Regions from separate parts of the Homo sapiens genome. Here region 1 is linked to region 2. A link is an interaction called in ENCODE POLR2A ChIA-PET data of the cell type or tissue named here. Cell type or tissue: CD4-positive, alpha-beta T cell. All regions are shown on one strand. Each heading gives the region's core, and the rest is flanking DNA. Links, peaks and the distances in the headings are about the cores only.

Region 1 (12,139 bases), core at 1,411-9,410, 58 kb after region 2:
TTTTTTTCTAGGTTTCTGGGACCACCTTTGTTCCTGAGCAATGTTTTTGATTCTGCTTTGAAAATTCTTCCCCATGGCAGAAGTTGCCCTTCTTCTTAAATCTCTTGCCAAACTCTGGCTTCCTGATTTAGATTTCTGGGCTTCCTGCTAGCCTGGGAAGGTAGTTTAGACAGACGACAATACAAAAAACAAATTCAAGAAGAGAAAGAGGTTACAAATTTAAAATATTAGTTAGGAGGTGCTGTAATAGCATAGGTGAAATTATTTGAAGCCTGATTAGAAGCAAGATAAATGAAAAGGAAGGGAAAGGCTCAAGATACCCTTTGGCAGCAAAATCAATAGGACCTGCTGAAATAGAGCAGTGAAGAGAGGAATGGCGGGAGATAACGCTGATGTGTTAATGACATCTAGCTTGGGTGCTCAGGTAGAAAGCAAGACAATAATCACACTTGGGATAGTTTATTCCTCCATGATTGCTTTTAAATAAATACGACACATGAGTATACCCACACCAGCAAAGATTTGAAAGGCAGAATTTGTTTCTGGAATTAACCCCAGCCTTTCCACCAACAAGTCTCTATAGCTTTCTAGCTGTGTATCTCACAAATTATTCACCTGACAGAGCAGACATAAATGAAGATTTCCTATAATTTAAGCTAGTTTATATTGAGGATATCCTGCTTGGGACACAGGAAATGCTCAATATAAACTAGCTCTTCCTATTGAGCTGTGTTCCCTCTGGCCCAGTCAGGCTTTTACCAGCCTCAGATTTCCTGCTATCTCGATGTCTCTTTCTTTGACTACATATTTCATTAGCTTTCACTGAGCTCTTAGGTTTCCTTGCTTTGATGTTGGTGCTCCTTCTAGGTCTAGGACATGACCACAGTACCTGGTCATAGATAAAGGATACTCTGCCCCTGCTCTTGCCTTTATCCTGTGCTTCCCCCTGGGTCCCATCAGCCTGAATGCCCAGGCCTGCCCTTCCCCTACGTGTGCCCACAGGAAGGAAACCAAAAAGGGAACCCAAAAGGAGATTGAGTTTGTGAGGAATGTGAGGAATGTGGCAGTTTCTTTTGGAGTCTGTTGAATTTAAAAGTGTTTATAGAACATTGAGATGGTTAATTTTATATGTCATCTTGGCTAAGCTATGGCACCCACATGTTTGGTCAAATGTTAGTCTATATGCTGCTGCTATTTTTTAGTATGAGTAATACTTAAATCAGGAGACTTTGTGTAGATCTGATTATCCTCCATAATGTAGCTGGGCCTCATCCAATCCGCTGAAGGTCTTAAGAGAAAAGATTGAGGTACCCTGAGGAAGAGGGAGTTCTGACTCCAGACTGCCTTTGAACTCAAGATGAAAACATTGACTCTTCCTTGGTTTCTCCAGCTTGCCAGCCTGCACTGCAAATTTTGGACTTGTCAGTCCCCACAATTGTATCAGCAAAATCCTTAGAATCAATCTCTCTTCTTCTCTCTTCCTCTCTCTTCCTCTTCTTCCTCTTCTTCTTTCTCCTGTAAGTTTTATTTCTCTGGAGAACCCTGATACAAATATTCAAGAGAAGTCTCCAGAGTAAGTGTTTATACAGATTTAGAGCTCAAAAGAGAAATCAAAGTAAGTAAACAAACAAATTAGAAGTTATTACTATGAGAGTGGTATCTCTGAATCTGAGGGAGCTGAGAAAATGCAAGAAAGAAGAGGTTACAGACAATATCAAACATGGCACAAAACCCAACATGATTGAGAAAAAAATATTTAATCTGGCAACTAACTAATCAGCATTTGCTTATTTGCCATTTAGCAAACAACATAGCTTAAAAAAAGACAAATGAAAGAAAATCTCATTTTCAGAATTAGTAGCAATTTTATAGGACTCACTGAAAAATTACATGGTTGTAGATGTTATATGATCCTCAACAGTTTAAGGAAAACTAGTAACGTTTAGATTTCAGCAAACTTTTACAAGACTGTTTATCAACATTCAAATCTGAAGTATATTGTTTTTTCACATATTAAGGACCAGATCAGATCAGCAATTAGAAGTATGACATACAAAATAATCACCCTCAAGGAAGGTTTAAATTAGGGATGAATTTCCAGTATTGACGTTCCAAGCACCCTGCATATTCTTGCTACTAATTCTGAAAATGAGATTTTCTTTCATTTGTCTTTTTTTAAGCTATGTTGTTTGCTAAATGGCAAATAAGCAAATGCTGATTAGTTAGTTGCCAGATTAAATATATACTTGAGTATATATTTTCTCCCATAAAATGCAGTAAAATGATTTTTAGAACTTTGAGAGATCCTTTCAAGAATGTTCATGAAATTTTAAAGCTTTTTTTGCTGTTTCCGTTGAGATTTTATCACTTGAGAAAGTGAATATGCCTGTGATGGCAAATGGAGAACAACAGAATTGGGTTGGGATGTGGATTCTGAGTCATTGGCCCACATATGGGTGAAGTGACTCCTTCTCTTGCATCTGTTCATGTAACTCTAACCTACGTCTCGGCAAAATTATAAACTACCCAAGTGCTAGACCTTCAGGTCACACCCAAATAGTCAAAATTGTAAATATTAAATCCATAGGTGCTTGAAGTCTATTACACGCTCAATCTTTTGATGATGTCCTAAGAAATAATGACTTCACTCACAAAATACTAGAATACTGTGCTGAATATGCAGGGTGCTTGGAAAGATCCATGTCAATACTGGAAATTCATCCCTAATTTAAACCTTCCTTGAGGGTGATTATTTTGTATGTCATACTTCTAATTGCTGATCTGATCTGGTCCTTAGTACGTAAAAAAACAATCCTAGGAAAAGTGTTTGGTTTTTCAAACTTACGGTATAACAAGTTTTGAAGAAGCTTCAAGGCAAGTAAAGGAAACACACCTGAGTTTTGTTGGTAGAAAACATTTTATTTTCTCTCTCTCTCTCACACACACACAAACACACATACACAAACACACACACCCCTCTGGAGCCACAGGCTCTCCTGCCTTCCTCCTCTCACAGCAATTTTTCTTTGGTTCTTCCCCATTGTTAGTGAAATAGCTGGAACTCACCAGTCTACACCGCTGATGATTGTCTGTAGGATGAAAACATGATGATATGGTGGTAGCAGCTGTCCATGAGGCTTCTGACAAATGAAGCTGTTCTTAGAGAGTACTTACCTGAAATTGAGTGATGTTACAAAATCACTGAAATAAAGTCAGTTGGTTAGAAAATGCAGTTCAAGCCGGGTGTGGTGGCTCACGCCTGGAATCCCAGCACATTGGGAGGCCGAGGCGGGCAGATCACGAGGTCAAGAGATTGAGACCATCCTGGCCAACGTGTTGAAACCCCGTCTCTATTAAAAATATAAAAATTAACCGGGCGTGGTGGTGGGTGCCTGTAGTCCCAGCTACTCGGGAGGCTGAGGCAGGAGAATCGCTTGAACCTGGAAGGCGGAGGTTGCAGTGAGCTGAGATCATGCCATTGCACTCCAGCCTTGGTGACAGAGCGAGACGCCGTCTCAAAAATAAATAAATAAATAAATAAATAAATAAATAAATAAATAAATAAATGCAGTTCAGGTTTGGCTTCATTGGAATTTAGGTTGACCTCAATGTATGGGAAAGCAAAGAAATGTCACTTTTCTCATGGAACACAAAAGACACTACCTTCCTTTAAGTGAATAGTGGAATAGCAGGTTATAAGATTGAGACTGTGGTTTGTTTATTACAACTCTTAAAATTAAACGCTACTGATTCTCACCGCAATAAAACTATCTTTATCCAAGAGGGAGGATTTATGGCATGGATTCTGAATGCCTCGGGCGTTGAAGAAAGCTGGAGGAAAGAGGTAGTCCCAGGCCTTAATTAAGGATGAACTCAGAAAACCTGCACAACAAAAAAAGCCTCTCAAGCTTAGCCTCCTTTTCTTTCTTCTTTGGGGTTATTCTCTCAGCCATCACCCATAGCGGGAACTTAGCCATTAACTCTAGGGCCATATTTATATAGTGCTGGGAACATAAAGGAAAAAAAAAAAAAAAGAGGCTTCCCTGTTAGCTTCAGCCAGAACAATCCTGGGCTGGGAGTCTGCTTGGACTGGCTTTGCCCTTGGCCTCATCGCGGTGGCCAGAGAGTGGAGGTGTTGTGTTCATCTCAGACTGAGCCTGAGCAGTGTGATTATTCATTTACAGGAGGAAAGGGAGGTGTGTTGAGCAGGCAAAAGGGTTTTAAAGCCCCTGGAGACATTCCAAATATACCAAATGATAACTTGATTTTTGGCAATATGCTTCTGTCACAATGTTAAATATTCATCTCACTCCCAAGTGCCCCGTGTCTTTCATAATCTAAATCTACGATTGGTACCTCAATTATTATTTTTTGTTCTTAATTACAATCAATATTACTTGAGGCTTCCTCATGATTGCTTTATTTCTTTTTTATTTGTTCAACCTCAGTACAGTTTAATATTTATTGCAGATATTGGGACTGGCTCACTCAGCATCTCTTCCAAACGCTTTTCAGAATTTCTCACACCACTGCAGAGTCGGGAAAGCAAACACTTTATTTTCCAGACTCCTTGCTCCTAGATTCTAGATGTGCTTTAGGCTCTGCCAAACAGTAGCACTGGTGGGAGACTTGAATTTGGAATTGAGTTCGGTAGGGAGACAGGCAGCTCTTGAGCTATTCATTTTGTGGGGAAAGATTGTGGCACACATGGTATGGTTCTGGAGCCAGCAATTGTGGCAGAGGCTGCCCAATTTAGCAGATGGCTCCTGGATCATGGCAAGAGAAGCAGTTTCACTGGTGGCCAAGTTCTACATTGTGGTTTTGCGATTTGTTTCTGGAAGCTCAGTCTAGTGTATTTTTTAAGCCTTCCCAATGATTATGTAAGTCATGTAATAGCCTGCAATAAATCCTTTTCTGATTAAATAGCTTAGTGATTCTGTGCTCTGCCATTGAACCCTGACACAACATAGAAATTAGTTTTTAAAATGTCATTGATCTTTTTGATTGTGTTATTTTTCTTTTTCTTATTTATAATTGCATGGATACAAAACATGAAATGAGGTTGGCATTATTTATTGCTTTGATGAGCAGGTGAATTAGATGATCACAGTTGCTAACTGATGCTTGGTTAGTTAGACCCATAGGAAACACCTGCTGTGGTTCAACAAGCTGAGGCTGGAGGTCTTCCATTGGCCCCTATAGGTCCACTCCTCACCCTTCTCTATCCTGCTCTGTGCCCTGGGACTGCCTAGCAGGAATGGCTTTCTGTGTTCCCTGGCTTTGCCCATGGGGAGACTTGATTTATGCTGGTTGCCCGTCCCTCCAACCCCAAGTCTTTAGGTTACCATTTACTTTCTCTTTCAAAAGTGTCCTAGTTGATGTAATCCTCCTTTCTGCTTAGAGTTTGTACTCTCTAAACAATGAACACTTATTAATTCCTTACTATACAGTTCCTCTGTTTTGCCAACTGAGAATGTATAGTCCAAAACTCACGAGCAGAATGGCCACTCTGGTGCTGTAGCAGTCTGCTTTTGCCCCTGGAGTTTGGTGAGGTCCGGGGTCTTATCTCACAACTACAAAATAGGCACACAGACATGGAGGGTGAGTAGGGCAGAGTAAAATTTATTAAGCAAAAGGAAAGCTCTCAGCGAAGAGAGGGGTCCTGAAAGCAGGTTGCCAGTAAGGTGTCTGTGTTCTGTGTCTTTTATGTGGCAGAAGCCAGGAAGTCTTCTGTGGGTTTTGCCCACATGGGAGGGATAAAATTCCCTCCTGGGGTACTATATCTACGCATGCCTAAGGTTGACCAAAGTGACTCCAACTGGTTGAATGCCTAAGTGAAACCCATGGTGGGAGGTGCCTAAAACCACAACGCTAATGTTATGTTAATGGCATTATAGTGAGCTGGGTCAAATTAAGGACATTTAGGTTGATTTGTTGCACCTGTGCCTAAGTTGAGACCGTCCCTGCTGAGCAACATCCTGGCATAAGGGCAAGTTCTTAACCACATTTCTTCCTGTTAGCTGCAGAGGCGGGGTAGGTGCTGTCCTGCAGTTGTTCCTGTGAACATTGTTCCTTTCTGTCCCTTCTCCCTAGACCCTCCATCTCTATCTGCCTATCCAGCCCCTAACTCCTCTCTCAGTGCTTTCCCTCCAGTACATACCCATATTTTAATTTTCAAGTGTGCAATTTTCACATGTATAATTCGTTAAGAAAGAATGCAAGGGAACGATTCAGATAGTCATCAACAAACTGCAGCTGAGTCCAGACTCTGTCTACCTTTCTTCCCTCTTCTGTTTGCATCATCTCCAATAGTTTTTCTAGGATCCAAAACTGATACTGATGCTGCCCAGTTTTTAGTGCTGGCCCTTTGAGGTTCACTGATTCTCCTACATTTTCTGGCTAACGTGTGGAAAATCTGCTTTGTTCCTAGTACAACAGTGATAAAATAATTTTTTATTCCCCTAAATTCCCAAAAGTAGCTTATACTTGCCATGAAGTTTAGGCTATATCTCGATCTCTATCTTTCCATTTATCTATCCATCCATCCGTCTATCCACACATACATATATGTGTCTATTTATCTCTCAAGATTTACAGTATCAGAATTTTTCAGAGTGTGGCTCAGGAATCTTTTTTCTGTTAAGCAAGTTTCTTAAGCATTGTGATGTATTTTTTTGCTTCAATTTACTTATTGCATCTGTTAATAAATTACTGCTTACAAAAACAGTAAAGAAAAAAAAGAATTAAAAACACCTTAATGGCTGAGTGTGTCTGTAATCCCAGCACTTTGGGAGGCCGAGGTGGGTGGATAATTTGAGGTCAGGAGTTCAAGACCAGCCTGACCAACACGAAGAAACCCCATCTCTACTAAAAGTACAAAAATTAGCCGGATGTGGTGGCGCATGCCTGTAATCCCAGCTACTCAGGAGGCTGAGGCAGGAGAATCGCTTGAACATGGGAGGCAGAGGTTGCTGTGAGCCGAGATCACACCATTGCACTCCAGCCCGGGCAACAAGAGCAAAATCCCATCTCAAAAAAAAAAAAAATAAAAAACAAAACAAACAACAACAACAACAACAACACCTTAATAGTTTGGGTGTTTTATTTAGCAGTGCATTTACAAAGATCAAATTAGTGACATAAACTTTGAGTTTTCTATTTTCATCTTTTAGAATGGGAACAGTCAGAATGCTAAACTCACACAGATTTTATAAAAGTTTAGCAATCTACCACCAGGACTGGAAAACCAAGGGAAAAAACAAATCTAACACAATGCTACAGAAACAGAAAAGCCCAGAATTCTTGCTAATTTAACTGAAGTTTAATTTTGACATCTTTGGCTGATCCAACCACTCAGTCTTGGTCTCTTTCCCTTCTCTTATGGACAGGGAGTTAGGTAATAAAAATCAGCCAAAGATTCTCAAAGTTCTGCAGAGGTAGACATGGGCTGGTCTTGCTGCCAGAGCTGGTTAGTACTTTGGGTCTTTCTAGAATATTTGGTGTTAGGCCTAGATAACTCAGCTACATCTGTAGTGCTTCTCTGTGGCTGCTCAGTTTATAATTCAGGTCTTGCTCGGACCCCTAGTCCCAAGGACACCTTTTCCTTTGTCTTTCTGTTAAAAGTCTCTTCAACTTTGAGCTTCCATTGGGCCTATACTATTTTCTCTAGACTGTAAAGGCTCTTTCTACCTTTAATCATCTTCTTCACCGATGTTCAAATCCAGTTATCGGGGCTTGGTCTCTTTGTTGGTCAGGATGTCAGCTGCCTTCTTTCTCCTGAATTTGGCATCACTTCTGATGAGCATAAGCTAATTCATTTTTCCATCAGGAAAAAAGCTATCATTGATTTCTCATGAATATCTCTTATTTGGGAGATATTCCTATTTTCAGCTCAATGAAGAACCAAATCTTTCTAGTCTCTAGAATCTAGTCACTTCTGTAATTTCTTCCCAATTATCCACTCACCAGTTATTTTTTTGATATATGTCTCCTTCCCTGCCTCAAAAACACAGACTATGCCAATCCTAAGATTATAATAGTAGAAATATCTTCAATGTGCAGTAACATTAGTGTGGCAGACGTAATCTAAGTTGCCCCCATGATCCTTGCCTCCTGGTATTCATTCTCTTGCATAATTTCCTTTCTTTTAGTGTGAGAGAAACCTGTGACTTGCTTCTAACCCATAGGATATGGCAAGGAACTAGTCATATCTGAGAGCAGCCTCCAGAAAACAGTCAGCAAAACACTGAGGTTCTCAATCCGATAGTCAATGAGGAACGGAATGCTGGAACAATGATGTGAGCTTGGAAGCAGATCCTTCCCTTCTGCTGGGCCTCAGGTGAGACTGCAGCTCCAGTCATCATCTTGATTGCAGCCCACAGAAACTACCAACCCACAGAAACTGTGAGTTAATAAATGTGTTGTTTTAAGTTGATATGTTCGTATTATTGATACACAATAATAGATAACTAATAAAATTAACAATAAGAGACACTTTTCCTCCAAAGGAAGGAAATGGGCCATTTTCTTAGACAAGATAGTAAAAAGTGACAAGGAAAACTTCCTAAACAAATACCATAACAGTTGGATTCACTAAAAAAACATTATAACACGAGAACACATATTTGAAATGATTTAGCTCTTTATGGCTTGATCTGTAAGGCTATCTTTTAGAATTTCTTTTAGCTAGATATAACAGAATGCTAACTACAGTTTGTTAAACAAGTAAGGTAAGGTGTTTATCTTCCTCGTGTATGAAGATGCCTTATGCAGGCAGTCCAGGCTTTTTTTTTTTTTTTTTTTTTTTTTTTGAGATGAGTCTTGCTGTGTCGCCAGGCTGGAGTGCAGTGGCACAATCTTGGTTCACTGCAACCTCCGCCTCCTGGGTTCAAGGGATTCCCCTGCCTCAGCCTCCCAAGTAACTGGGACTACAGGCACGTACCACCACGCCAGGCTAAATTTTTGTATTTTAGTAGAGCTAGGGTTTCACCATGTTGGCCAGGACGGTCTCGATCTCCTGCCCTCATGATCTTCCTGCCTTGGCCTCCCAAAGTGCTGGGATTGCAGGCGTGAGCCACCGCGCCTGGCCTAGAGGTCATTTTAATTATTTCCCTAAACCTGCCTATTAGACTACTCTTAAAATTTTTCAAAGGCTTAGAGATTATCTTGCATTTTAAAATGTTTATGCCTAACCTGTTGCCCTTCTCTTCAATTTGATAGCTAGTATTTCTTTGTCTCAAAGGGCCTCTAAACACTTCATTTGTTCATCCTTTAGACAGCTTTGTAAATAAAACCAAGCATTCCTCCTATGGTCCAGACAGCTTCTTAAGGACAGATAAAGTCAGCATTCCTAAGCACCAGGGTAGCCAAGGGAGTGTTGTAGGTTTATAGGGGTAAGATAATGTCTCTTTCTTCCACTTCCCACCACTTAGTTCAAACCCATAAGTTTAAATGAGATAAGGAGAACTGTCTCTTAGGAAGGGTTGGGAAAGAAAAAAAAGAAAGGCTGTGGTGGCCTGAAGACCACTTGAGTCATTTCTTCCATAATCACAATCTAATTTTCCAATAAATTGCAAGCATTCCTAGAACCACAGACTTCACTTAAGCCAAACTCTGTCAATTTCACACTGCCATGTATGGATGAGCATAAATGAGTTTCTCTTTTCAGGCCCCAATTGTATATACTTTACAGAACTTCATTGAGAAAGTTATTCGTTTCTTTCCTTTTCTCCTTTGTATCATAGCTCATTTAATTTCAATATAATAAAATCCATTAACCTTCTAGAAACTAAGGTTTTGAAAAGTTATTTTTCCCATGTTTAGTTATTGCAACAGATATTCATTATAGCTAAGGCAAGACAGTTAGTAGCATAACACCATGGTCCCTCAAAAAATAACAATAAACAAATCTACATATTTTTCATCCCAATATTTTTATCATTCCTTTAGGCATATGCAAAGATCATGTTCACTCCTGGCTGGATAATTCATTCTTTCTTTGTGAAATAGCTGTGGCAGAGGGAGCCATAAATAAAATAAAGCCTCCTAAACAAAGGTTTGCTTTAATCTGTTCATATTGACAATATCTAGTAAATTCTGATATTTCAAACAACTCACCATAACGGGTATAGATCTGGGTTTTTAAGAAATTGACATGATTTATCCAGACACATTTGTGGGTTTTCTTTGAAATAGTAGAGCTTTACTGACTATGACACTTTGCATTTTAAAGAAATTTCATTGCTTTCTCTTGTGTGTCATAGATAATTTTTATATAACTGAATTGTGATTCTCCAGTAGATAAATGGACAAGAAACATAAACATATAATTCTCAAAAGAGAAAACACAAAGCAAAAACGGCTAATTAACATATGTTCAGTGCATATATTCAGTCTCATTAGTGATGAAAGAAATACAAATTTAAGAAATATGTCATGGTGACTTACCTCCTTGTTGACACGAGCAAAGGTAAAAGCAACAGGAATACAGAAGACTGGCTAGAGAGCAGTTAGATGGGCCTGTCACCTACTGAGGAAGGTTGGAGACAGGTGGATTCCCTGGGTTCTGTAAGGCTGCAAGAACTGGAAACATGCTCAGGTTACCTTAGACAGCAGTATCTTGTGAAATAAATGCCTGAGGGAGGGAAAATGGGAAACATGTGATCAGTCCTCGTGGCACCTAGAATGTTCTTCAGGATCCACAATTCTAGAAGTTCAAGGGCAGCTGTGGTCACTCAACTTGCTTGAGTTGTTCCTACAGAATCTGGCATACATTGCTCGCTCCCATAGTGCTCTGTTGTATGGTAATACAGGACTCTCTCTGAAGACTGACTCCAACTGGCTAAATCAAAAAGGAAAGCATTGGTCCTCTTGAATGGAAGGTCTAAGGACAGGATTTGCTCAGGACAGCTGGAGCTGAGGGCTTTAGTGGAGGTATTCTCTGTCTCTGTCAGCCCTGCTGTCCTTTGAACTGGCTTCACTTTAAAGCAGGCTTTTTCCATGTGGTGGCCCCTGGTAGGTCACTTCACATCTCTAATCCTGTTTCCTCATTCTAGAAAAATGGAGCTACTAGCCACCTGCATAAGTACAATGTGAGGATCCCATGAGATAGACTATATGTAAATGCTTTCAAGCTGCCACATTTCAGAGGACTTTATTATTTGATATGAGCTCAGTGGCCTGTTTTGGAACAGTCTTTAACATGGCATCTGTACCGTCTTCCCTGTTTCTGATTATTAATAAGATGGTATTGCTTTTGTTAAGCAAGCCTGCTCTGCAACTTGGCACAGAGGGGGAAAAAAGTCATCCTCTTTATCAAGAATATCAAGAATGAGGGGCATTATTATTTTTTTTTAAATTGGCATTTAAAAAAATTAAGTTCTAAGGCCCTGGGAGCCTATGGAAGAGTCTCAAGGACCACAATGTGTGTGGAAGGGCCGGATAGCAGTGGGCAAGGCTGACTGGGTGGAGCTGCCCTGTTTAATAAGAGCAGGCCTGCTTTTGTCTGTTTTCTACACCATGATTCTGGATGAGATTTTACATCAAAAAGGAGAGTGGTAATATGATTAAAATAGGAGCAGCTTTGGCAGCAAAACAGAAGAAATGAGCCAAACGCTGACATTAATTGACTAAAAGCTAATGAAAGCAGAACTGAATCAATCAATTACAGCAAAATTGAACATCACTTGACAATATCTAGAATTCAATATTTTTTAAGTAGATCAGTAATAGCTCAAAGTGGTATGTATTTCATTGGCCTAGGCCTGAAATTCTCCTCATTCCTCTGGCTCACCTCTGGGACTAAGGACACTGAGAAGCCTCTGCAATGGATGGGCTCAACCGGCCAACCAGCCCTCCTACACTATATGGTATACAATATTAGTGTTTACCAACCCCTCCTTGTTCTGGCCAATGCAATGTGAGTAGAATTAGTGTGTGTTTTCTCTTTGACTCTGAGCAAGTTGCCGACCTGTCTCATTTTTCTCATCTATAAAGCATAATATCTACATTACAGGGTTGCTGAAGAGATCAAATTATAAACACACACATGCACACATAGCTAGCATTTAACAGTATCTAACAGTTGGTAGGGAATCAATAAACCTAGGTACCCTTTCTCTCTGTTCCCTTCCTTCTAACC
Region 2 (12,139 bases), core at 2,445-10,444:
TCAGGAAGGCAACAAGTCCAGATAAGAGAGTTACTTCTTACAGGCTACCTTGTGACTTGGTGAGGCTATGACTCATTCTGGTCTAGCTGAAGTCATTGGGTGGGAAATCTTTGTAAAGAGTGTTAGATTCAAGTGGAATGTTTCTTTTTGCCCTTATCTCTCCCCCGTGTCCCCCTTCTTCCTGCCTAGAATGTGGACTTGATGCCTAGAGGTGCAGCAATCATCTTGCAAGTATTAGGAAGAAAGCCATAGGATGGCTGAGCAGAAAGACAGAAGGAGCCTGGGTCCTGGATGACTCTGAACAGCACTATAGCAATCTGAGCTGCCCTACTTCTGGACTTCTTGTTGCATGAGAAAAATATGCCCCTGTGTGGTTAAGCCATGGAATTTAGATTTCTCCAACTGGCAATTGAACACAATTCACATAACGTGAGAGTGCACTGAGCCAGACTCCTCTTACCTCCCAGATGGATCCTGGCCCTGGGAAACCAAGCCGTCCACTCTATGAAGCATCCTTGATTCTTCTATTTCCCTCACCTCACATGACCAATATGTCAGCAATCTCTGTTGTTTTGCCCTCCAAAATAACTGCCAAGTTCAATTGTTTCACTCCATAAGCACTGCCACTAGCCTGGCCCAAATTAGCATCACTTCTTACCTGAACTACTGCAATGACCTCCCAATTGATTACTCTGCTTCTCTATAACATACCCTCAACATAGACTTGATCTTTATAAAGCATAAATCAGAGCAGAATCCTCCAGTGATTTCCCATTTCATCTGAGTTAAAGTCAAAACTCCTTACAAGACGCCCCAAGGCTCCACATGATCTGATCCCTTTCTCCCTCTTGTTCGCTCTCCTCAGCTTACACTGGCCTTCCTCAACCAATCCCACTTTAGAGCACTTGCCCCGAGATGTTCTCATAACTGTCTCTTTAAAAAAAAACTCAGCTCTCAATTTAAATTCACTTCCTCAACAAACACTTCCCTGCCCAGTCAACTGAATTAGTTTCAATCTCCAGCCTCATTTTCTACCTTTCTTGCACCTTGTTTTATTTCATTCATAACACTGGCCAATTACCTTGCCAATTTTATTGATTTTCTTGTCCTGGTTGTCTCTTCCATCAGATCCCACCATTATACATTCAGTGCCTAGTGCAGTGCCTGGCACATAGTATGTGCTCAATGAATGTGACTTGATCAAATTGACTATATTTCTCAATTTTCCAAACTAGTTCCTTGTTTCTGACTATTCGATATGAGTCATGGCTGTTACCTAGGCAATGTATACTTTGTCACTTCCTCTCTCCCAATCCCAGTCTCACTTACATTTCCTTCTGGTCCCAGATGAAGACTCACTTCCTTTGAGAAGCATTCCCTATTTCAGCCCTCTCTGCACTGACCATCTCTTTCCCTAGCACATAAGCATATCTATCATATCAGTCATATACTGGCCTCTCCTCCTAGTTATTCACCCTCTAGCTGTTTATGCCTCTGAGTCCTGTCTTTACATCTCTACTGTGGTTTCCTTAAGGAATGGTAGATCTTTTCCTTCTTCTGGGTTCCCCATAGTTCACTGGATTTCTCATAAATGGCTGCTGAAGTCTGCTCCTGGCAAAGAGATGTAACTCGTAAGGAAATTATCACAAAAGAATGTAAATTACCTGAGCAAGTTCTTACCTTGTTTCACCACCAAGAGTTCTGTATGTGCTTTTATAAAACCCTTCAAAGCCATCACCTAACTTGGCTTGGAAGTCCATAGCCACATAGTATTTCAGGTGAGGCGTAAGTTTCTCTGGAACCAGCAGTGCAATTTGTTCATGAGCAGGGTAACTCAAAACTTTCAGTTCTTTTCCTGGTTTCATGTATCTTGAATCTTCCTCTGACTGAAGGGTGGCATTCGTGATTTCAAGATCTTTGCTGTGCAAGATGATAAACTGGGTAGCATTGCTGACCAAGACTTCGATCTTCTCAGATGCAACAAAGTCCAGAGAGGTGAGATTGGGGTGGACAAAGAGGTCATAATGGAGAGGAATGACCACACTGGGGAGCCTTAGCTCCTGCCAAGGAAATCGTTCCCCATTAGTGGCTACTGGGAAAGCCCCAGGATCCTCAGTGAAGTGATAACTAGATGGCACTGAGAACTGAGAACAAATGCATATTTGGGGCAAGATGGCTGTTAAGCAGTAAAATCCTCTGTGAATGTTAAACATTGGTTTTCTGTGTGAATTAACCATTGCAGAAGAATGGAACATGAAATCTATTCTCTAGAAGACAAGTTAATATCCAGGCTAATCTCGTAGTTCTTCATGGCACTGCACTGGCTCCAGTTATGTCACATGGGGTCTGAACAATATTTTCAATACATGAATTTAATCTAGAAGAAAAAAACACACTTATAGCATGACAAAAAAGATTTCAATTTACAAATAAAATCTTAAACATGTAAAAAGGTATGTGTGAGTAAGGGAAAATCTGCTCTCTGTCAGAATTAGGCCAAGTATCCACAAAATAGAGCAGAAATTAAGCTGTTATCTGGTTATTACAAATAAAAACCCTTTAGGACTCCCCCAAAAAACCCTACCTTAAAATTGAATGTAATGAATTTCTTCTGAATTCTTGTGCAGCGAGCAGAAGGCAGGTGTGTAAATTCATTGCATGTTGAATGTTTTTAACATTTGGTTATATTTTAAATTTTTGTTTATTTATTTATGTTTTAGACAGGGTCTTGCTCTGTTGCCCAGGCAGGAGTAGAGTGTGCAATCATGATCACAGCTCACTGCAGCCTCAACTTCCTGGGCTCAAGTGATCCTCCCACCTCAGCCTCCAGAGTAGCTGGGACTACAGACACACACCGCCACACTCGGCTACCTTTTTTGTAGAGATGGGGGTCTCCCTGTTACCCAGGCTGGTCTCAAACTCCTAAACTCAAGCAATCCTCCCAAACTGTTGGGATTACAAGCGTGAGCCACTGTGACCAGCCTACTTTATTTTTATTCATTTATTTATGTTTTTGAGACGGAATCTCGCTGTTGTCCAGGTTGGAATGCAGTGGCACTATCTTGGCTCACTGCAACCTCTGCCTCTGGGGTTCAAGTGATTCTTCTCCCTCAGCCTCCCGAGTAGCTGGGATTACAGGTATGTGCCACCACACCCAGCTAATTTTTGTATTTTTAGTAGAGACGGGGTTTCACCATGTTGGCCTGGCTAGTCTCGAACTCCTGACCTCAGGTGATCCACTTGCCTCAGCCTCCCAAAGTGCTGAGATCACAGGCGTGGGTCACTGCGCCTGGCCATATTTTATTTTTTTTGAAAGACAATGTGTCACCATGTTGCCCAGGCTGGCCTCAAATTCCTGGGGTCAAGCAATCCTGATGTCTCAGCCTCCCAATTAGCTGGAACCACAGGCACACATGTAATTTTAAGTGTATGCCTGAAAGTAAACTGTGCAAGATGTCTCTATTTTGTCTTCATAAGTCACAAAGAATATTCTATATATATATTCTATATTCTTTGGATACCAGATATTATTATTACTACGAATGGCATTGAACTTCACCTCTTTCAATAACATTATCTGAATGGCCTCATTTTATGGCTACTGGTGTAAAGGTTGCTGGTCAAGGTAGGTATTTATCCCCAGTTTATTTTCAATATGTCAAAAGCCATGGAAATAAATTTTGAGTTTATAATATTCTTACAGAATTTTTTTAAGGTTCGGTTCTTTTCCCTTTACACTACTTTTGAAAGCACAATTAAATCAAACTGAATTTACTACCTTTGTAAATAGAACTAAGTTTCTTTCTTTTTGAAGGGTAAAGCTACAACACATATAAAATTAGGACAAACAGCATAGTTAATTTGGGGGAATCAATTCTTACTGCCACCCTACCACCTGCCTCTACTTACTTCCTTACTGCTCCAACTCAAACCATGAAGGTTTTCTCTGCTACTTCTTCTTTTTATAATCCTTAACAAGTTCTGCAGCATTAATTATCCAAACAATTACTTCAATTTTTCAATTTGCAATATTAATGCAGGTGACAGGTATTGTTAAAGGAACAAAAATAAAATAATATTAAAGATACTTCTCCCTCTTTTTAAAAACAAGCATTAAATTACTGCTACAAATCTCAGTGTTCCAAGAACGTCTGATAAGTACACTCATAATTGGTCTATTAGCTTGAATTTTGGAGGGTTTAAAAAAAATGGAGTGGCTTATTATGTGGGTCTGAGGCTTTGGAATCAGAGTGCCCAGATTCCAACGCTAATTCCACCAACCTCACCTACGTGATCATGGGCAAAGTTTTTTACTTTTTGAGCTTCATTTATCTCAACCATAAAACAGTGTAATAATTATACCTTCCTCATGCTGGGATGATTAAATGAAATAATTCATGTGAAGAAGTTGGCACAGCACAGCATGGAGCATATAGGAAGTAAGTAATTAGTGTTGGATATGAAATTATTATTGAGGTTATAACTTGCATTCAATGGCCAAAATGAAGGAGTAGCTCGCCCCCACTTGTAGCAGACACTCCTAGAGATGTACTTGATTGATAAGAGTAGAGAGAAAAGCTTTACTCACACAGTCTTTAACTTTAGAACTAGTAAGGGTTGTAAAGGCCAGCTAGTACAAGTCCTTAGTGTTCAGATAAAGAAACAGGACCGGGCACAGTGACTCAGGTCTGTAATGCCAGCATTTTGGGAGGCCAAGGTGGGCAGATCACCTGAGGTCAGGAATTCGAGACCAGCCTCACCAACATGGTGAAACCCTACCTCTACTAAAAATACAAAAATTAGCCGGGCATGGTGGCACATGCCCGTAGTCCTAGCTACTCGGGAGGCTGAGGCACGAGAATCGCTTGAACCAGGGAGGTGGAAGTTGCAGTGAGCCGAGATCGTGCTGCTGCACTCCAGCCTGGGCGACAGAGCGAGGCTCTCTCTCAAAATAAATAAATAAATAAATACATAAATTAAATTAAATAAACAGATGAAGGAACAGGATGGTGACTTCTCAAAATCCACACAGGAAGTCTGAAACAGAATCAGGACTAAAACATAGCTCTTTGCCCTTTGGTCTGGTGGGCTTTCTATTATACTGCACTGTACCTTAAATAGCAATGCAGTGAACAAAACATCCTGGGATTGAAGAGGCAAGAATTGTCACAAACGCTTAGAAAAGACAAAAAGATCTCTGAAAGAGAGTCAGTGCAGCAGCGTCTTAGATCAAGTCCCAGCCTCAACTGCATACACTTTCTAATACAGCCGCGCCCAATTCACCCCAGTCCCCCAGAACCTTGCCTTAGATTACAAAACCTTCTCAACACAGCAGTTCTATACCTTCAGTTCATTATTCTTATTGAAAAAATCTAATTTTAAGACAAACCCAAGAGAAATGTTGATACGTTACCTTAAATCATGCTGCTGCAGATTTGACTGAAGGGGAATTTACTTTTGCTTTCACTTTCTGTTCTAAGATTCAGAACTTTGCATGCTTCCTGAGTACAGTAAGTACTAGCTGGTTCATTATCACGCAGGTGTGAATGGAGCTTAGGATAAGAGCTTTATTTCAAAAAGGACAAGAAACTTTTTGTAGAATGCACAAATAAGTGGCTTTGGAGTAGAAGCCAAACCATGGAAAGAAAGGATCGCCAGTGGCTGCCACTTCTGCTGTTATCACCTCCCTTCCCTTGTCCCCAGGGTAAAGCCTTCAGAACATAGTTTATGTTTTTTAGTGCCAAGTTGTTGTCTTAGGAATTGATCTTGAACTTCTCCTTGTGCTGCATCCTCAGTGCTATGAAATCTGACTTCTGCCCATCCACCCCACAAACGTAACTCCAAGCTTACCAAACACCTCCCGGGCAGCTTCTGTGATCTTTATCAGAGGTGATTATTCTCAGATTTTCCATGTCTGTAACCACCCTGTCTCCTTGGGCACGAGGGGACTGTATCTCATGCTCATCTCTTTGATCTCTCTTTATCTGCCTGTTTGAGTTGGGCTTCAACTTCCTCTCTGCTCTGAATACAGACCTTCCACAAAGATGAAACCTCTGGCCTTTGCTCTGCCCTCTCTTTATCCTTTCCAGTACCCAGATTTAGCATTTATCCCCATTCATCCCACATTGCTCCCATTGTGATCCCTCCTTCAAGGGTTCTGCTGCTGTAATTCCAACAGCCTGATGGACCAACAGTACATGGATGTCTAACCCTAACCTGAACCAGAACCCTGACAACTCAAATAGTGTTTTCTTTCCCCAGATAAACACCCTTTGCTTTATATGCTTCCAGCCTTCTTCCATTATCTAGGATTGAACCATATAGTTAGTTACTTTGATTCTGTCCCTCTCCAATTTGTTACCAAAGCCTGTTGATTTTTCCTTTTCTTTTCTTTTTTTTTTTTTTGAGATAGGGTCTCACTCTGTCACCCAGGTTGGAGTGCAGTGGTGCCATCCCAGCTCACTGCAGCCTTGACTTCCTGAGCTCAAATGATCCTCCCACCTCAGCCTCCCAAGTAGCTGGGGCTACAGGCATCCACCACTACACCCAGCTAATTTATTATTTTTTTTTTATAGATGAGGTCTTCCCATGTTGCTCAGGCTGGTCTCAAACTCCTAGGCTCAAGTGATCCTTCTGCCTCAGCCTCCCAAAGGATTGGGATTACAGGCATGAGACACCGCAACTGGCCTTTTTGAATCATTTTCAATCTCTTTCTATCCAACTAAGAAAAAATCCCACCGCTTATTAAAGTAGTCCAGGTCCTCATCCTTCCTCACAATGGCCTTCAATCATGTCTTCCCAGCTTCTCAAGCTCAGCTTCTTGCAGTTACTTGTACGATGCCACCAGATTAATCCTTTCAACTACTGCTCGACCATGCCTCCCCCACTGCTCAAGATCTTTCCTTGATTTCCCCATTTACAGAGGGGCAAGTCCTAGTGTGGGAACCATAGTGGCCTACTGGCAGCCTATATGCCAGCCTATAGTTGTTTTGTTTGAATCACAGTCTATTAAATGGCAATACATCCATACAATTTCTATTGTCAAGTGAAATATAACAAGCTTAGCTCTTATCATGTTGCAGACACTCTTCATAGACTTGTATCATGTGCCTTGTCCTGCTGTGGTTTGTGTTTGCAACCTATGTTTGGCCCAATAGCACATGTTGCCATGATTAGATCCTAGTTAAGTCTCAAGCTTTAATTTTTCCACCTTTCTACATTTTATTATTTCAACCTGAAAGAACAAGTCGATAAAGTAGAAGGGGCAGAAAGGAAGGCAGTAGCCTACACCTAAGGCCCGAAACATAAGACTGAATGGGGTCCCTCAGAGCTGCATTTCATGTAGTGAGAGGGGCACCACAGGAAGGGGGATGGCTGGAAGCCAGTGAGTGGGAAAAAGAAGGGGACAAAGACGACAAAGAAGAGGAGGCCCCAAGGGCTTATCTACGGACTCTAACTCTGCAGGGCGTGGGGGCAGGTAGAAGAGGTATAGGAGGCTGGGAGTATTTCTGTGATATTCCTTGTCACAAGATCCAGCCTAGCTGTGGGTATGTGGGCGAGTGCATGTGTGTTTTCAGAGCTCTCTCCTGCCCACTGGAACAGAAGTGGTGATGGAGAATGAAGAAACAGGCTATGGAATTGAGCTGCAGAATCCTAGAAGTGAAAATTGAGCCAGATTCAAGTACTTGTAGCTTATTTAAAAGAGTTTCTCAGCAAAATGGGCTCCTAACTTTTCTTTTCTTTCTTCTTTCTCTCTCTCTTTCTTTCTTTCTTTCTTTCTTTCTTTCTTTCTTTCTTTCTTTCTCTCTCTCTTTCTTTCTTTCCTTCCTTCTTTTTTTTTTCTTTTCTCTTCTCTTTTCTTTGGGATAAGCTTTGGGAAGTTTATTGCTTAGGGAATTCATGTCTCAGTTTTCCATTTCATCCTGGTCTCTGAATTGTCTCTTACTCAGAGAGACCCTCCTTGTTGGCTCTAAGGCAGTACCACTCCTCCCTAAATCCACCATCACCAAGGCCTATCCTGTCAGCCTGCTTTTTGTTTCTTCTTAGCTTTGGTCAGTTCCTTATACTTCATTATGTAGTTGTTTGTTTGTTTTCTTGTCTCCTCACTAGAACATAAGCTTTTTGCAGTAGCAACTCTGCCCTCTAACTGCTGAGTGCCCAGTATAGAGCAGAGCCTGCCATATAAGAGACCCTCAACAAATGTTAGTTGAGTGGGTGAATGCATTTTCAGTGTTTTAGTTTTTGTTTTTGTTTTTTGTTTTTCCTTAGATTGCCCAACACTTGCTTCATGCTTCAAGCACATCAGGGTGCTTTCCACTTCTGGATGAGCCAAGTGTTTCCTCAGCTTTTCTGCACCTTCCTCTCCATTGACCTAGAGTGTCTATGGAACACTCAGAGTGTCCCCTGTGTAAACCACCTACCACAAGGTAAATGCCAGCCCCAAGAAGCCACTTTGGAAGTAACACATGCTTCCTTTCCAGTCCCAAACTACAGGCATTTGTTTAGTAGGTCTACTGGCACTCATCTGAGGCTAACAAGTTTGTGTTTCGTTTTCTTCCTCAGATTATCAACTTCAGGCAATGGACCACGCACCAGGATTCCACCTCTTTCTAGCACCTATCAGTGTTGCGCACATCATAGGCCCTCAACAAACAGGTGAGAATGAATGAGTTAACAGTGAATTTTCCAAAGAGATGAGACTTTATTGTCAAAATATTTTAAAGATTTCACGAATTTTCATGATTTTTTTTTTTTGACAAAGTCTCACTCTGTCACCCAGGCTGGAGTGCGGTGGCACAATCTCTGCTCACTGCAACCTCCGCCTCCTGGGTTCAAGTGATTCTTGTGCCTCAGCCTCCCAGGTAGCTAGGATTACAGGCGCCCACCACCATGCCTGGCTAATTTTTGTATTTTTAGTAGAGACGGGGTTTCACCATGTTGGTCAGCCTGTCTCAAACTCCTAACCTCAGGTGATCCACCCACCTTGGCCTCCCAAAGTGCTGGGATTACAGGCATGAGCCACCGCACCCAGCCGAGAATTTCTATTAAATATATTACATATGTTTCTATCCTCTTAGGGTGTTCTCAACAGATTTAAATCTTAATGACTTCATTTTTTAAAAAATTATAAACTGAACCTAGGATCAAGAGAATTGAAACATCTTCTTAAAATAATTCACTTCCTCATCTCCAAATTAGACACAATGATACTTTGCTACAGAGGATTATTGTCAATCCGAGAATCAATTAGGGAAAATATATGAAAGACAATTCATAAATGTTTTGTAAACTTTAAATTTCTTTACCTGCATCAGTTACTTTTATTCTTATTTTTTGTTTTTTGGGACAGAGTCTTGCTCTGTTGCCCAGGCTGTAATGCAGTGGCACAATTACAGCTTATTGGAGCCTCAACCTCCTGGGCTCAAGCGATTCTCTTGTTTCAGCCATCCAAGTAGCTGGGGCTACAGGTGTGCACTACCACACTTGGCTAATTTTTTAATTTTTTGTAGATATGGGTTTTCACCATGTTTCCCAGGTTGATTTCGAACTCCTGAGCTCAAGTGATCCACCTGCCTTGGCCTTTCTTCCTTTTTTTTTTTTTTTTTGAGACAGGGTCTCATTCGGTCACCCAGGCTGCAGTACAGTGATGTGATCTCGGCTCACTGCAACCTCTGCAGTGGGGAGATACAGAATGAATAAAATGACGAATGGCTCCCTGACAGTGCTAGATGCTTGTAACTCTGAAGCCAACTTATAGTTTAAAAAGTAGCTTCCTTTTCTCTGACTTCCATTTTATTTTTCAAAAGGATCTCTATAAATCTATTAAAAATACTTCTAAGAATTATTGTTATGCCTATGTTCTTTTTCAGACAAAATAGAGACAGAGTCTATATTATGGGCTTAAAATTTTTAATTTAAAGAAAATCAGTGAAAGTTTATGTTAGTATAAAGACTCAGAGCCTTATGCAAAATATGAGAAATGGGGGTAGGGAGGGGAAATTCACCTAGTAAATGCAATCTATAGCTTCTTTTAAACTCATTCAGTTGTAACAGAAAATGAAAACATGTATTCTCAGAATTTTAAATCAGTAACTGACAGGAAGATGGTTTTTCAAAAATGGTTATCTTTTGCAATGCCTTCCACAAAGCACTTACTGAAAACAAAAACAGAAAAATGCCGCCATAAAAATCTGATGTTGTTAAAGTGGAACAGAATATTAGACAAACTTGACATTGAACAACTGCTATTTTACAGCATTAAAAATTTTTATTTAGTAGCCAAATGAAAAATGCTGGTGCCTCTGTTATTTTCTTTCCAATTACAGATTATTTAAATAACTGATGACACATTCTCAAACAGGAAAAATGATGGCAAAATAAACCAGGGTGATTCTGAGCTTGTTAAATATTTTGAAAGTAAATTTGCATGCTTTCAACCAACCGATTAAAACCAACTGATTAAACCAAATCAGTAATGTTTTGGCTTCTCCCCTACTTAAAAATTTAACTAAAAGATCTAAAAAAACTTTTGCTTCTGGCCAAGATAGAGTAGGGACTCTGATTTATTCTCCTGCTTAAAACAACCAAAAAAAGATGAACAAAAGACAGTTTACAAGACAATGAATATCAGGCAACCCAAGACAGCAATCCCTGGAGAGAAGGAAACAAATAGGCAAGCTCTGTGATTTTCCCAGCTTTCTGCCTTGAGAGAGGTTCCAGGCTGCTTTGCAGGGAGACAGAACTAAGGCAGAGCCCAGCAGATTCTTTGAGTTGAGGAGATGCAGATGAGATTCTGGGAGAGCAAGGAAACCAGAGTTCATAGGATGAATACCAAAGAGGAGAGAGCTGCAGAAAGAGACGAACGGTGTGTGGGAGGGCAGGCTTTGGAAACCTGCTGAGGATTTTCCTGGAGTATTCTGCTGATCAATGATCAATATGCACATGAGCAGAAAATAAACGTTGCCAGAAACTGAACCACTGAAAAGGATTAGTGGGAACAAAGCCTGGTGCTTGCACAGAGACAGAAGTAGTGCTTGTGCCTACCCATCAAACTGGAGAACCTCAAGATGAATGGGCCAATGGGTAGAGTGTGCTAAAGTGTCTTACCTCAGTAGTGGGGAGCAGATAAGTCTCTGCTCTGGTCCTGCCTAACAAATCTTAAAAGCAGGATCCAAAAGGATGAAACTTCTCAAGTAACTTATCTGTGTTCCAGCACAAAACTCAATAGCATAGTAATAAAAGAAAAATCCACCACCCAACTAGGCAAAAAGCTTGGTGGTGATTTTTGAACCAACTGGGTTTATTAACTCACTACATCAAGGGAAAACACCCTGGGGAGCCCTGGGGCATCTCAGAAAGAGAGTGTCAGAAAGGGGTCATTATGGGATGTTATAGGTGATTTGCATGAGAGTTTCATGGGGCAGGGCTTCGTTTTGGTTTAAATGTTCTAAGAAAGTGGGGGTGATTCTATGATTTCGTATCTTATTAAGAGATTAGACAAAGGCTAAGGCTGAAATTGGTGAAGAAACAGCAGTCATTCATATTAGCCAGGACCTGAAGATGTTTGGTCATTTTTGTGGTTTGGACAACGTTCATGTTTGCCTGTGTTCAGACATGATTATGGAGTTGGCTTGTGTTTGTCTTGATCCATCAGAGTCACAAGAGTGGTTGTGTCTGATGTTCATATTCCATGAAATTGTTTGTGTTCAACAGGAGAACACTGAGGTCTGGCTGTGAGTGCCCATTCAGCTCCTGGCTGTCAGAGACTGCCTTTCTCATTACTCTCAGCAGCTCTCAGATTTTGCAGCCCCTGGTCCTACTATCAAAAGCTTAGTCTGCCTCTTGGTTTCCTCTTCCAAATCTGCAAATGCCCCTGGGGAATTTCTGGAATCCCTCGTTCACCTCTTTGGGTTTCCAACTTTTCTAGAATCTTAGCTTAGTAATTCTTCACTATCTTTTTAGACTTTTATGCTTTAAAGATCTTTTTCTATTTTGTCTGTGTTTACAATTGTCTTCAGTGGGAGGGTTGGTCCAATTACATACTGTGCCATTACAGCAAAAGGCAGCACCCTCCCCCATCCCTGTCCCACTTGCAGATTTCCCTAAGCCTCCAAAAAGGTTTTTCTGGGCCTTTTGCCTG

What was found. ChIA-PET counts read pairs that join two places held together with the same protein. Peaks named below come from ENCODE experiments on the same cell type or tissue, not always from the same donor. Only the 100,000 strongest peaks of a DNase experiment are listed, where the experiment ranks them.
Region 1: POLR2A ChIA-PET joins it to region 2 with 14 read pairs; 22 of 35 experiments call an interaction of 5 or more read pairs at or near these places.

What each region holds. Positions count from the first base shown.
Region 1 is chr5:96,810,322-96,822,460 of GRCh38, reverse strand. LOC124901033 (a long non-coding RNA gene) reads right to left here. Exons shown (of 3, transcript XR_007058879.1): 2 at 10,447-10,633; 3 at 5,603-8,384. It also overlaps a transcript of ERAP1 not described here. Among named protein-coding and RNA genes, the nearest start is that of ERAP1, 8.4 kb to the right of the region's middle. RefSeq lists an enhancer at 5,407-5,546. In CD4-positive, alpha-beta T cell, for the core only: no CTCF peak of the experiment used is centred there; DNase peaks (open chromatin) are centred at 5,320 and 5,870; H3K4me3 peaks cover 1,494 bases; H3K27ac peaks cover 1,536 bases.
Region 2 is chr5:96,869,802-96,881,940 of GRCh38, reverse strand. It overlaps ERAP2 (endoplasmic reticulum aminopeptidase 2), which reads right to left and starts at 5,441. Exons shown (of 19, transcript NM_022350.5): 1 at 5,414-5,441; 2 at 1,681-2,377. The coding sequence starts at 2,255. It also overlaps a transcript of ERAP1 not described here. RefSeq lists enhancers at 4,543-4,752, 5,123-5,332, 5,503-5,652, 5,673-5,802. In CD4-positive, alpha-beta T cell, for the core only: no CTCF peak of the experiment used is centred there; DNase peaks (open chromatin) are centred at 5,490 and 5,940; H3K4me3 peaks cover 2,617 bases; H3K27ac peaks cover 2,487 bases.